2 separate regions of the Mus musculus genome follow, and region 2 is linked to region 1. A link is a loop called in an ENCODE intact Hi-C map of the cell type or tissue named here. Cell type or tissue: left cerebral cortex. All regions are shown on one strand. Links, peaks and the distances in the headings refer to the core of each region. The heading gives the core; the rest is flanking DNA.

Evidence for each region. Hi-C counts contacts between places; a loop is a spot of excess contacts. Peaks named below come from ENCODE experiments on the same cell type or tissue, not always from the same donor. Only the 100,000 strongest peaks of a DNase experiment are listed, where the experiment ranks them.
Region 2: a loop joins it to region 1, with 2.8 times the contacts of the local background. A loop is called at or near these places in 2 of 42 quality-filtered maps.

What each region holds. Positions count from the first base shown.
Region 1 is chr1:15,994,976-16,001,624 of GRCm38, reverse strand. No RefSeq gene overlaps it. Among named protein-coding and RNA genes, the nearest start is that of Gm31523, 93 kb to the right of the region's middle. In left cerebral cortex, for the core only: no CTCF peak of the experiment used is centred there; no DNase peak of the experiment used is centred there.
Region 2 is chr1:15,889,429-15,896,077 of GRCm38, reverse strand. Sbspon (somatomedin B and thrombospondin, type 1 domain containing) reads left to right here and starts at 3,356. Exons shown (of 5, transcript NM_001033288.3): 1 at 3,356-3,639. The coding sequence starts at 3,426. In left cerebral cortex, for the core only: no CTCF peak of the experiment used is centred there; no DNase peak of the experiment used is centred there; H3K4me3 peaks cover 763 bases.

The DNA.
Region 1 (6,649 bases), core at 1,114-6,113:
CCCTAACTGGGACACCATTCATCGTCATCCCAAATGCCTGCTGACTTCACTCTTAGATATGACTACTTCTTTGACTTGGTTGAATCTTGTTTTGGAGTCTTCCATGCCTAGTGCTTATTCAGGCTTTCCTGAACACTAAAAATCTCCCTGAGGGGGTTGAGACTAGTTGTTCTGAAAAACACTTTTCCAACTTGTTTGCTGTCAAGGTAATGGTGATTCAGTCTTTCCTGGGCTCAGGAGGTGGCTCCGTGGTTAAGGAATTGCTGTACAAGTGTGGGAACCAGAGTTCAGATTTCAGACAACATATAAATGCCAGGGAGTGTGGTGTCCTGCCTGTAATTCCAGCCTTCGCAGGTGAGATGGGATCCCCAGAGTAAACTGTCTAGACACTAGCCTGGGTTTGACTGAGAGGTCCTGCCTCAAAGAATGCTGTAGGAGACCAACTGAGACTGGTTCCTAACATCAACTTCAGGCCTCCATGTGTATGCACACTCATGTACAGAGTATGCAATCACATATATACATGCATCCCACACATGGAAAAAAAATTGGGATGTTCTAGTTTTTTTATTTTTTATATTTAAAAATACTTATAAACACATTTTAAAACATGTAAAATGTGCATGTCTGAGGGCCTTTGTGTATGCATGTGTGCCACATGTGTGCAGGGACCTGAGGAGGTTAGAGAGATCATCAGATTCCCAAGAGCTGTAGCTGCAGGTGGTTGTGAGCTAACTGTTTAGGTGCTTGAAACCAACCCAGGTCTTCTGAAAGAATAGCCATCTCTCCAGTCCCTGGATGTTAACGAGTTTTACTGTGACATTTTTTTTTTCGTTTTTTTGTTTTTTGTTTTTTTCTGAGACAGGGTTTCTCTGTGTAGCCCTGGTTGTCCTGGAACTCACTTTGTAGACCAGGCTGGCCTTGAACTCAGAAGTCTGCCTGCCTCTGTCTCCCAAGTGTTGGGATTAAAGGTGTGCGCCACCAATGCCCGGCTTACTGTTACATTTCATGCATGAATACACCATAATGATCACATTGGCCTCCTTTTGTTGTCCCTGCTTCTCCCGCACTGTTCCACTGTCTCTTCCCTCATAGTCTAGGTTCTATTCTTACGTATTGTTTTTCAACTTCCTAATCACATCAAGTGTTTTGTTTGTTTGAGATAGTATCTCGCTCTCCATAGTCAAGCCTGGTTTCCTTCTGTCTTGGCCTTCTCAGTACTGGTTCACAGTTGTGTGCCACCATGCTCAGTTTTGGTTTATCTTTTAGAATCCAGATTAGGCACATGAAAAATTATAACATTTGTCTTTCTGAGTTCAGTCTAGCATTTTTCCAATAGCACAATGATCTTTAATTTGACCTTTTTTTTTTTTTTCTGTAGAAGGTATGATTTTTTTCTTCATAGCCTTCTTCCACAGTGGCTGCCAGTTGACCCAGTGTCTCCCGACCTCAGGCTGTGATTATTCATTATTAATAATGCATTTGATCGCCTTTGCTAGCTGTGGGGTGTTGCATGTTCAGCCCTCCCCAGAACTCTAGAGTGAGTACCTTCAACATCGTCATGTGAAGTGGAGGCTATCAAAACCTGATGGGAGCAGCATCAGTAACTGGAGATGTCCCTCTGAGGAGTTGGCGCCACCCTGGGCTTGTCTTTGTGTGTGCCTTCCAAGTCGAAAAGCAGAAGTTGCTGGGAACCTTAAGTCACCTCTGTTTGCCTTGCTTTACTTACATTTCTGCTTTCTGGGAAGAATCCTTGTCAACAACCCAGGTTTTGTCTTTCCGGGCCAGCCTGTCAGCACTGCACAACTTGAGGTCAAGCTTGGCAGACAGGAGAGTATCTAGGCTGCTGGGTTTGTCTAAGCCTCTTCAAAGTACCTCTGCTTCTCCGAATGACTTTTAGGCAGCTCAGCTAGCTTACAAGCTTTTTAGATAGTTCAGCTGATCTGAGCCTCTTATAGGCAGTTCTTGTGGTGAAAGCCTGTCTGCCAGGAGTCCTTACTACTTATATATGTTTAAGGATGGAGGAACTATTTCAAGGACTATTTCCGGTCTATTTCAGGGACTATTTCCGGTCAATTTCAGGGACTATTTCCGGTCAATTTCAGGGACTTCCTGAGCCTTATAGTTTTCCCTTCCTGAGATTAACATTCTTCCCTACAGGATAGAATGTTTCACTTTCCTTTCCAACAGTGGTTCTCAAACTTCCTAATGCCGTGACTCTTTAATGCAGTTCCTCATGGTGTGGTGACCTCCAACCATACAAATATTTTGTTGCTAGTTCGTAACTGTAATTTTGCTACAGTTCTGAATTGTAACTTAAACATCTGTGTTTCTGGATGGCCTTAGGAATCCTGTAAAAGGGCCATTCAGCCCTCAAAGGAGTCTCGACCCACAGGTTAAGAACTGCTGCTTGAGAACCTCTCATCTCTTGATGAACTTCCCTTTAAGATAGAAGTTTCCTTCTAGGGGAACTTGCTGTACAACAGAGAGTGAGACCACTTTTTTTTCTAGGATATGCCACTATCTCAGTCAAGGATCTTAACATTGCTATGCTAACACCATCTATTATACTGCTCAATTTCAAAGTTCTATTTTGTTCTTTTGTAAGAAATGCTGAGTTGCTAACATTTTTGAAATATTGAAAGACAAGATTGTGTAGGAAAAAGCGGACTGTGTCTTTGGCTCTAAAAGAGATTCACAGGAATAACACACTGAATAGCTTTGTCATCTTATCTCTTTGTTGTGTACAAGAGTCTAAGTGATTAAAAACTGAGTTGATGAGGTGGCATCATGTTATAATGTAACTGGTATGACTGCTTTGTTCTTTGTGGTACACAAAATAGCAGCACATCTTACACATGACAGAATATTTTAGGCAGCTGTCAGTCCAGAAAGAATTCCAAGAAGAAAACATGCTAGTACCTGAATTTGACTGAGTGCTCTTAAGTGTGGCTGTGTGCCTGACTAGCCCCCTTCCCTGGACTCAGCACTCTGGAGATAGTCTGCCTCTCATTGTCTGTCCTATTCAAGACTCCAGACCAGCTCTGAGGCTGTGCCTTGTAGAGAATGTGTCATCCCTAAACAGACTACTTTAGCATAGTGGAATTTTTGAGCTGATTAGAAGTGTGCACAAGAAAGACTCCCTACCTCTCTGTGGTGGTTTGAATAAACATGTTCTTCATAGGTTCATATATTTGAGTGCTTAGTCTCCAGAGAATGCCACTATTTGAAAGATTTAAAAGGAACAAGAGGTGTGGCATTTTTGGAGGAAGTGTGTCATTGGGGAATTTGAAGTTGCAAAAACCTATACCAGGCCTAGGCACATTCTCTTTGCATATGGAATACAATGCAGAACTCTCAGCTCCTTCAGCACCATGCCTGCCTGAGTGCTGCCACAGTTCCTGCCATGACAATGGACTAACTTCTGAAATTATAAGCAAGCTTCATTTAAATACTTTCTTTTATAAGAGTTGCTTTGGTCATTGTGTCTCTTCACAGCAATATCAGTGACTAAGACACTTTTCTTATTTGCCCAAAAGCAGACACAATTTTATCAGGATGGAAATGTCTTGCTTCCCCCTCTCTACCACGAAGAATAACATTTGAATCCTGAAGTTAACTTTACACTCAAGTCAGCCTGGAAATGTACCACAGACTCTATGTGACAAAATTTCATTCATTTGCCTTCCTGGAAGTTTCCACCTCCAGAGAATCAAAGTCCTTTCCTTTTGTCTTGTCACTTCTCTACAAGAATACTGTCCTCCTGAGAGACACTGCATAAGCCAGAAGTGTAAAGCGCCTGCTCTGCAGCGTACGTTCTTGATTCATATCCTGACACCCACAAAAATACAGGTGTGGAGATGGACACTTGTACCATCAGCACTGGCCAGCAAGTCTATCCAAAATGTGATCTCCAGGCTCAATGTGAGAGACCCTGCCATACAAGTTAGAGGAGACTGATACAGGAAGGCACCTGATATCCACTACACACACACACACACACACACACACACACACACACACTCTTGAACTCTACCATTTGAATGCAATCAATACTTGCTTTAATTAAGCAAAACAAAACAACAAAGCAAAAACTCCAACCTGTTATAGAAAGTCATAGCTATTTGTTTGTCTTAGAAGATTTTCTCCAGTTTTTCTATTTTGGGTAGCAGAATCTTAGACTTTGTCATAAAGACCTGGGCACCTACCCTGAACAAGCAAACTGAAGAATCCTGCCAAGTTAATACCTACCCCCATCCACTCCCAGCGCAGCTGTCCTCAGCCTGGCTTCCATGACAGTGGGGAGCAGAGGTCGCTTAACAGGGGAGTTGCTTAATGTGGTCTCTGTGTGTAGTCCAGTGACACCGGTATTCAGAGAAGAAGGGAAGCGGGTGGTAGCAGAAGCTACTGGAGCTGCAGAATTAAGTCAGGAGCAAAGAGATAGAAAGTCACGCAGCCCAGGTAGCAGGGGAGGTCTGAGGAAGCATGGTCTCTGTTCCTGAAGTCCAAGTTTTAGAGCGCTCCTCTTCCTCTAATATTGGGAGGGGTCCCCCGGGTGCCTCCTTACTCCCCTATTGTAACCTAGTCTGGTTCTAGTTTCTGCCAACTGTTGTCAAAAGCATCACAAATAACACCCATTCTCCAAGTTGTGAAATGCCCCTGAGCAAAATGTCAGGGGAGCTTGGCTGCCGGTTTGTGTTTGTTTGCTTATGAGCTGTGTTTTCTCTGTTTCCAAAGGTTTCTTTCCTCAGGAATTACATTTGTTTCTGAACTACTGGGAAACAAAACAACAGCCAAAATTAATAATAATAATAATAATCAACTAGCAAAAATGGACTCAGATTCTAGCCAGAATTCTTTCCATTTTACCACAGTCATTGTTGGCTTTCTCATCCCCATAAACAACTTGACACACAGACTAACCGCCATCCCTCACTTCCACATACCAAGTCTACTTCAAAGATTTCAAACTCAAATAATTACAGAGCAAAGGCAGTAATGCAGGTGGATGAGAGGTGCTGGTATTATGGTAATCTGATACACTACTCTAGAAGGGATGAGGCTAGCTGAGGGGAAACCTGTGACAAAAGGCAGCCACATTCACACTTACTCAACAGCACCAGGGCTGTGTGGATCAAAGCACACATTCTAGACAACAGTCCAGCTGCCTTTGCAGAGACTTTACATAGTTCCTTTTAAGTCCCCCTCCCCCCCCCATCTGATAGACAATGGGGACTTTGGTTAGAGCGGGTGCATAGGTGAGTGTATGTGTATTCAAGTGTGTACTGTGTCTGCTTTAAACTGAGTCAGTTCTTACACGATCTTTTGTCTGCTTCATGGTGAGCATTCCTACCTCTCTTCATGACTCATGACACTTCCATTAATGTTCATAGGCTTGTCATCTGAGTATGAGGATCCATAGACCCCCTTAGATCCCTTAAACCCCATAAAATGGGACTTGGAAACTGAGTACAGGAGATTAAACATCCACAAGTCTGAATTTGTATTCACACATCCCAACCGTGGGCTGGCTTCCAGTATACCAACATGTGTGTTTTACTCTTCAGTTAAAAGGAGCAAAAGGCTCATAGCCTCAGGCTACTTTAAACTGTGGATTTTTGTTTTTGTTTGTTTGTTTCCAGCTCAAGATGTGTCTGTTCCTGGTCCCTGTGGTTCCACTGACTTCTTGACACTCGCCCCTCTTCCTCAGCCCAGTACACGCTTCTCACACTGCATACTCATGTACACACTGATTACAAATCAATGTTCCTTGCTCTAGCTGGGCCCAAATGCTCTAGCTGGGCTCTTGATTTTTCTAGATTTTAGAACTTTCCCTGCCTATTTTTTATTAATTCCAACCCAACTTTTGGGAATCAGTGTCAGGTGCTTTAATGAAACCGCGCCCCGACTACAAAGCTGACTTGAAAGCTTCTCCATCTGCTCACAGCTTCTCCATCTGCTCGCAGCAGAGCACCCACTTACTACTCTGCCCTCCACCAGCTGGCGCAGGTGTTTCTTGGGGATATAGTTTATGTACTGGGCATCATCACGTTTTGTTCGAGCTAAAAAGTTACTGGAATGAATGAATGAATGAATGAGTGAGTGAATTTCTTCCCAAATAGGTTCCAGTTCCAGAACAATAAACATGAAGCTATAATGTGAGTTTTAGCTTGTTTGTTTGCTAATTTATTTATTTATTTATTTATTTATTTATTTATTTATTTGTTTATTTGATACAAGGTCTCAGGCGGCCTAGCCTGGCCTCAGAGTCTATAGCTGAGGATGAGTTGCTCCTGGGAATTACAGACATGTGTCATGCACTCTGCGAAGTCCTGGAGATTGAACCCAGGGTCTTGTACCTGCTGGGTAAGCATCTATCAACTGAACTACTACATAGTTGAGTTACCTGGTATCTAAGTGACTTTTGCTTCCCTAGGTTCCTCAGAGATTGTTGGGAGTGCTCTGGAGAGTTCCAGTCTCTTGACTCCAAACTCCGAAGATCGTACGTCTGCAGAATGCCGCTATCAAGTGTTAGCAAGACAGCTAATGACCAACCAGAGGTGGCAAGACATTTTTCCTCTTCAGGCAGCCCTATGCAGTTTTCAGGTTGCTGATATTTTCATAGGATATCTATGAAATGACAACTCTT
Region 2 (6,649 bases), core at 723-5,722, 110 kb after region 1:
ACATGTGTGTGTGTGCACATGCATGCATGTGAGCACACACATCTGTACATGGGTGCATATGTGTGCATGTTTGCATGGAAGTCTGAAGTTGGCAGTGAGTGTATTCCTTATCTGCTGAGCCATCTCCTCAGCTTACATTTTACATGCATTCCAGCCTCTTGGGAAACGTTGGTACTTTGATTTCTATGTATTTAATTACAGTACTCGTCCCAGCACATCTTAATGTTACCCATCTTTCTTCTCCATTATCATATTTTTTTCCTACCCCATCCCACCCTGGAAATTATGGAAGAAACTTCAGTGCACTGGAAAGGGTAATTTTGGTTCTGGGCCTGATTAGTTCCTGATTGGCTGTGTGCCCCACGTGGCTCTCAGCTGTAGGATGGGGGAGGCATTTGCTTTACAGTTACACAGGATCAAGTGAGACTGAGCAGGTGGAGGCCCCTAAAGTTACTGTGGTCTGGGATCTGATGGACCAGGTAGGCCTCAGCTTCTCTTTGTAATTTTCTCAATCTTGGATAACTCCCAAAGACAACAGACAGGAAGTCTTTAAAGGTACACTTGATTACTTCCTATGTTCTTAGTGATTTCTGTGCATCAAATATCCACACAGCATGGCTAGCAAAGCAGGTCATTGTTACAGCTGACTGCATCCAGTTTCTAGCAAGCATGTGAGCATGAATGCCTCATGTGTCTCTGTCCCCTCACTTTGCCCTGAGTTTGCAGTAGCTTTCTGGGGAAGGTTCTCTTCATGCTTGGACTTGATACTTGAGCTTCTTTAAGCATTACCAGAGATAAGCACCCCTTTGTTAACTTTAAGGAATGATCATTTCTTCATGGTCTTCTTCCTTTTTTAAATCTTAAACTTTGTGCTTTCCTGTATGTTACAGTAAAGCTGTATTTGTCTTTTACTTGCTGTTAGCCTAAAAATACGGCAGAGAATGGACCTTAAGTCATCACAAGGTATTTAGAAGACACTTTGTGCTCAGTTTACGCCTGTCACCGGATGTCCTGTCGGCGTCTCATGGAGATCAGAGTAGCATTCTGTGTGGGATGAAGATGCTGAGGCGATAGCAGTTAAGTTGAATCCAAGTCCTTTCTGAACGCAAAGCCCAGATCTCCAGATTGTGAACTCGAAGCTGGTGGGTTGGAGCAGTGTAGATGGGTTGGAGAGCCTCCTGCCTGGCAAACAAGTATGCTAACCCTGCAGTTCCAGCCCATTTCTAACCTTTTTCCTGTCAACTTTTGCTTTTGTCGGTGCATAAAGGAAAAGGAAGTGAAGATATGGTATTTGAGCTAGCATTTGACATTAGGCTCTTTACTTCTCTCTTTTATTTTTATGTGTGTGAGCACTCACCTTAGTGTGTACATGTGCATGTACATGTGTGTGGGTGTGTTTTCTATGTGGCCAGAAGGAGTCCATCACCCTAATCACCTGACCTGGCAGTTAATTACCCCAAGTGAGCACTGAGAACCAAACTTGGGTCTGCTGGAAGAACAGCCAGCTCTTCTAATCACTCATCTCCCCAGCCCATCTTTCACTTCTGTTAAGACAGAGCTCACCTCCTCTTCTCTGTTACCATTTCATTTCAAGCTTTGGTCTGGAAAATGAGCTAGTCAGTGGATTGTTTGCTTTTACACCTTTCTGGCACTATTCCAGACTCTTATGGCATTACAGAAGTATCTGCCCAGAGGCATCCCATGGAGAAGACAGTCTAGAAAAGGTGTGGAGATGAATTGCATGAATGTGTTGTGACAAAACGGCAAATGAAACTTCTCACAGGAGGAACGCTGAGGGTGTATGTAATCTGTTGGCAAGAGTATTTAGTCCTAACCATCAAAACTAAAAACACAAAGAAGTAAAAAACACAAAGAAGTACACATCATTTCTTTAAAAGCTAAAGGAAGAGATAGTTGCCAGAAAGGAAAACAAACAAAAAAAAAAGCCTTTCAATGCTGAGAACTTACTTGTATAAACTCACAAAGAAAAATTTCTTTTTTTTTTCTTTTTAGAGTATATTTTCTTTGGATGATCAAATAGCATTACATTCTACATTGGTCAATACAATCTGAGACCAGGACTTATCAGATACAACCCTTACAATGTAGGTTTGTCCATTGCATAGCATGCTTAATTTTTATATTTGGTTGCTAAGTTGCTTTATCACACTTGTAGTAAAGTTTAAAATTTCTACTTATATTACTTTCTCTCCAATGACAGAAATTCCTCTTTGAGAAGCTCTTGCATGAAGAAGGAAGAAACCAGACTTTGAATTTAATTTGATTTCTTATGTTTTCAGATATAGAAAGTGTTCCTTTCTACAAACCATGCTAATTAAATGATTTAAGGTCATAAAGAAAAAGTGAAACTCCCAGAATTAATCTCAGTGAATAAAGTGTAGAAAACTTAATATATTTAGAGAAGAGAAAGAAACACATATAAAAACTTGGGCATAAAGCTGGGTGTAAAGGCCTATGCCTTTCGTTCCAGCACTTGGGAGGCAGATGGCAGTAGCTCTCGTGAGTTCGATACCATCCCATCCTGGTCTACATGGCAAGTTACAGGTCAGCCAGAAGTAAGTAGCAAGTCCCTCATCTCAACAAGCAAGTAAACAAACAAGTTGCCGGTGGGGTGTCGCTTAGTAGGATGACCTTGCATCGGTCAGGATCTAATTTCCATTCTCAACGTGGCAAGAACAAGACAACAAACAAAGATGTGCACGCGAATAAAACCCTCCAAAATTAGACGAACACCTTAGAGTGAAAGTTATTATAAAAAAACAAAAACAAAAACCGAAAAACCATTATTGGTGGGGGTTCTCTTTGGGAAATCGGCTTTAACAAAAAAACAGAGTACAGTTTCTACTTTATCATTTTCTTCGTATTCATTAATTTGTCCTTTAAGTGAAGGAAAGTAGCATTTTTTTCTGGGTGAGAAAAAAGCCACTATAAAATGCTGCAGAAAGATACTTCTCTGTGCCCGACAGGGCCCAGGAGAGTTGGAGAAACAGTTGGGAAAAGACTCCGAGGGCTTTCTAGAGCGAGCTGGGGCGCTTGGGGGTCGCCCGGGTGCACAGGGGCTCCATCCATTTTCTGGCGGCTTTCCGGGTGCAAACAGGCACGGGCTACCGCGTCCCCAGACCTAAGGAGGCAGAGTTTGGATCCTGGGGAGAGTGGCCGGTAGCGGGCTGTGAGAGCACCTGGGGTGGTCGGGGGTCGGCTGGTGGCCAGGAGGAGAAGCGCGTCCCACCTGGGCCCCAGTGCCACCCGCCCAGAGCCCGCCGAGCGGGCGCACAGCCAGGGCAGCCGAGGGGCGGTGCGGAAGGGCGGAGGGCCGAGGGCGGGGGCTTCGGCTGTCGGAGGAGCCGAGCTCTTGCCCGAGGCTCTAGCTGGGTCCGTTCGCAAGTGTCGCGGCAGCTCTGGCCATGAAGACCCTGTGGATGGTGCTGTGCGCTCTGGCGCGGCTGTGGCCCGGGGCCCTGGCTGGCTGTGCAGAGGCCGGCCGCTGCTGTCCTGGCCGGGACCCAGCCTGCTTCGCCCGCGGCTGGAGGCTGGACAGGGTCTATGGAACATGCTTCTGTGACCAAGCCTGCCGTCTCACCGGGGACTGCTGCTTCGACTACGACAGGGCGTGCCCAGGTGGGTGGCTGGGCGCCGGGAGGGACCCCTAGGAAGCCAGGAATCTTCTGGTCACTTCCAGGCCAGTCCAGTATCAGCCTTCGCAATCCCAGTACCCCACCCCCACCCCAACTCCCGCTCCATTCCAGGCTTCCCAGTCGGCTTCATCTAATGTCCCCGAAGCACACCCCCTAACATCTGTGGGGATCACCTCTGGGATGTGTTCTGTGACTCAAGAACTCTAGCTTCATAGAGTCACCTGGGGCCTGGAAGGATGGTGCTGACAGTTGTCAGGGGTGTGTCCCTGGACCAGCCGTCACCACACTCATTCTGTCAACCTCATAAAGTTTGGGGATAGAGAAAACTAACAAGGCCAGGAAGATGAGACTGTCTCACTTTGTATCAAGCTTGCCCTGGGAGGGGCCTCCACTTTCTTAGAGGTCTGAGGTGTTCTGTGGTGGGCTCCAACATGGACCACCGCTGTTTCCTGTGAGGAGGTTTTCTGTGCTCTTGGAACTATCTTTAGGATACTTTCTTTCCTCAAGTCTCTGTAGTGTTTGATCCTTCCCTTTAGAATGAGGTCTTTTCTTATCTAACATTCCCATAGCATCTCACAGTACCCCTTGGTAGGGTTCTGTCAACGCAGGTTTAATTGAACTTAAAGGTAAAGGAAGAAATGAGAAACACAGTCCTGAAAAACAAGCCGTGACCAAGAAGTCAGCTCTGAAAACCAAAGCAGCTTTGCTCCTTGCTAATCAGATCAGTCCCAAAGTTGTCCATATGATAGGGTTTGTCCTCACACAAGTCCTAGGCAACTTCTGAGGAGAGGACCCAAGGGCTGGGCCACACTCCAGGAACGAGAGGCCCAGTAGCAACAAGGCCTCTCTTGCCTCTTTGCTAAGAGCCTGTCAATCCCAGGCAGGTCAGTCACCCAGCCATGATACTGTGGAAGGGCACAGCCAAAAAACCTCCAAGATTTACTGGCGGATGCCCTTTTTGATAAGTTCTCCCCCCATTCCCGTGACAAGTCATCTTGCCTCAGTCTAAAGGAAGCTGGAAAAGTCAATGAACCAGAAAATGCAGTGAGTCTGAGCCATGTGTCCCCTTCCCTGGCAACACCCGAAACTGGGTGTCTCAGCTACGTGTCCCTGGGTCTTCCAAAGCACTCATTCTTGAGGGGCTTGCCTATGCATTGATCCTAGAGTCCTGTAGCCCTTAGTTTGTAGTAAGCACAGGGATGGTGGGACACTGAAGATGCTGTCTCTACTCCTTAGGAAGTCACTTTGTACCAGAAGCACAGGAGAAACCATATGTACACTGTACAGAAAGCTCCCTCTTCCTGCAGGGGACACTGTCCATGATAGCCAGGGATGCCCAACCCCAGGATTGGTTTTGATTTGTTCCTGGGTGTCCTTTCCTACAGTACCGGGGTTCATCTGTCCTTGTGAGTTTTATGCTATGGCACTTCTCATGTGGCTACTTTTGCACTCTATGGCTCTATGTGAGTGAAATAAAGCCCCCTAATATCACCACAGTGGACTCCAGAAGGCTAACGGGAAGCCGTGTGCACAGGACTAAGTCGTGTGCACAGGACTAATATGATTGACAGGGGATGGATGAGTAGTGCTCAGAAAGAAACAGTAGCAGGGCAGCCTGAGACTTCCTCATGCGACTTGGAAATGCATGAGTGAAAATGTATTAGCTACTTCTGGAATTTTCCATTTCATATTTTCAAACAGTAGCTGGCTACAGATATTTAGGGCAGAAAAACTAGGGATGAGGGGGGGGGGGGAGACTTTTACCAAAACAGGTCAACAGGAAGACAGTTTGGAAAGAGATACTTGGAAGATCTGTGGAAAGTCTTAGAACATCCCTGTCCAGTTGTCCCTAGGAAGCTTCTGTCAGGCTCTGCAGCTAACAGAGCGGACACAACCAGGGAGAGAGAGAGAGAGAGAGAGAGAGAGAGAGAGAGAGAGAGAGAGAGAGAGACAGAGAGAGACAGAGAGAGAGATTCTTTGGAGGAATTGGGAGGAGGGGAGTGACATGAGAGGAACTTTATTATTATTGTTGTTCTTGTTGTTCTTGTTCTTGTTGTTGTTTATAGTCTCTCTCTGTAGCTCTGCTGTCCTCAGACTCACAGAGATCTGCCTGACTCTGCTTTCAGAGTGCTGGGACTAAAGATGTACGCTAGCACACTGGGCTGTACTTTGTTTCTAAGAGATTGGACAGATCTAGGCTGAATCACAAATCCTCCCAGTCATTATCTGGCCACAGAGAAGCGATACAGCCTCTTTTTACCCTAGGCTGTAAAAACAGTAAAATCATTTTGGATCAGGAATTTATTGGATAGATTAAGGATATTAAGTAAGCTTACCATCTTATGAAGAACTCAAAGGCAAATCACAGAAACTGCACACCTTCCAGGAAGGTTGTGGGTGATAGACAGAGGAACTAAAGCCAGAGAAGGGATAGTGTGTGGCAGAATTCAAAAGCATGCCCAAGAGTCCTACATGTACTTTCTTAGGAGTAGCAGAGCAATAAGGCCCCTTGCTGGTACATGCTCTAGTCAGAAGTTTCTTGTGACACAAAGGAAATAGCAGCCATTGGAAGCTGGCTACTTTGTGAGTCTGCTTATTCATTGCAGGGAAGGATAAGGGACAGGGGCAGAAGCAGGGCAGAGCTGAGAGGCCCAGCCTCCTCAGCCCTAGGCGAGCTACTGTGGGTCAGGATTGCTGTGGGCCTGCCTCCACAGGCCAGAGCTAGATTTGCGGCTAGAAGCTGCCTGTGATAGCAACACTGGATGCTCCTTGAATTTTTCCTCCAAATATTTATTATTTACAATCTCTGCTCTCTCTAAAATAGGCATAATGTCATGATTTTGTCCTTAATGTTAAAGACTCCTGGGTTTAACCTTTGCTCTGCCCTCCGCTGGCTTTCTGGCTTTGGAGAGTGTCTGTGGGGTGTCTTGAGGCTCAAAGTTTCTTCTGCGTAAAAAGGAAAACGAGAACACCGCAGGGGGCTGCCAACTGGT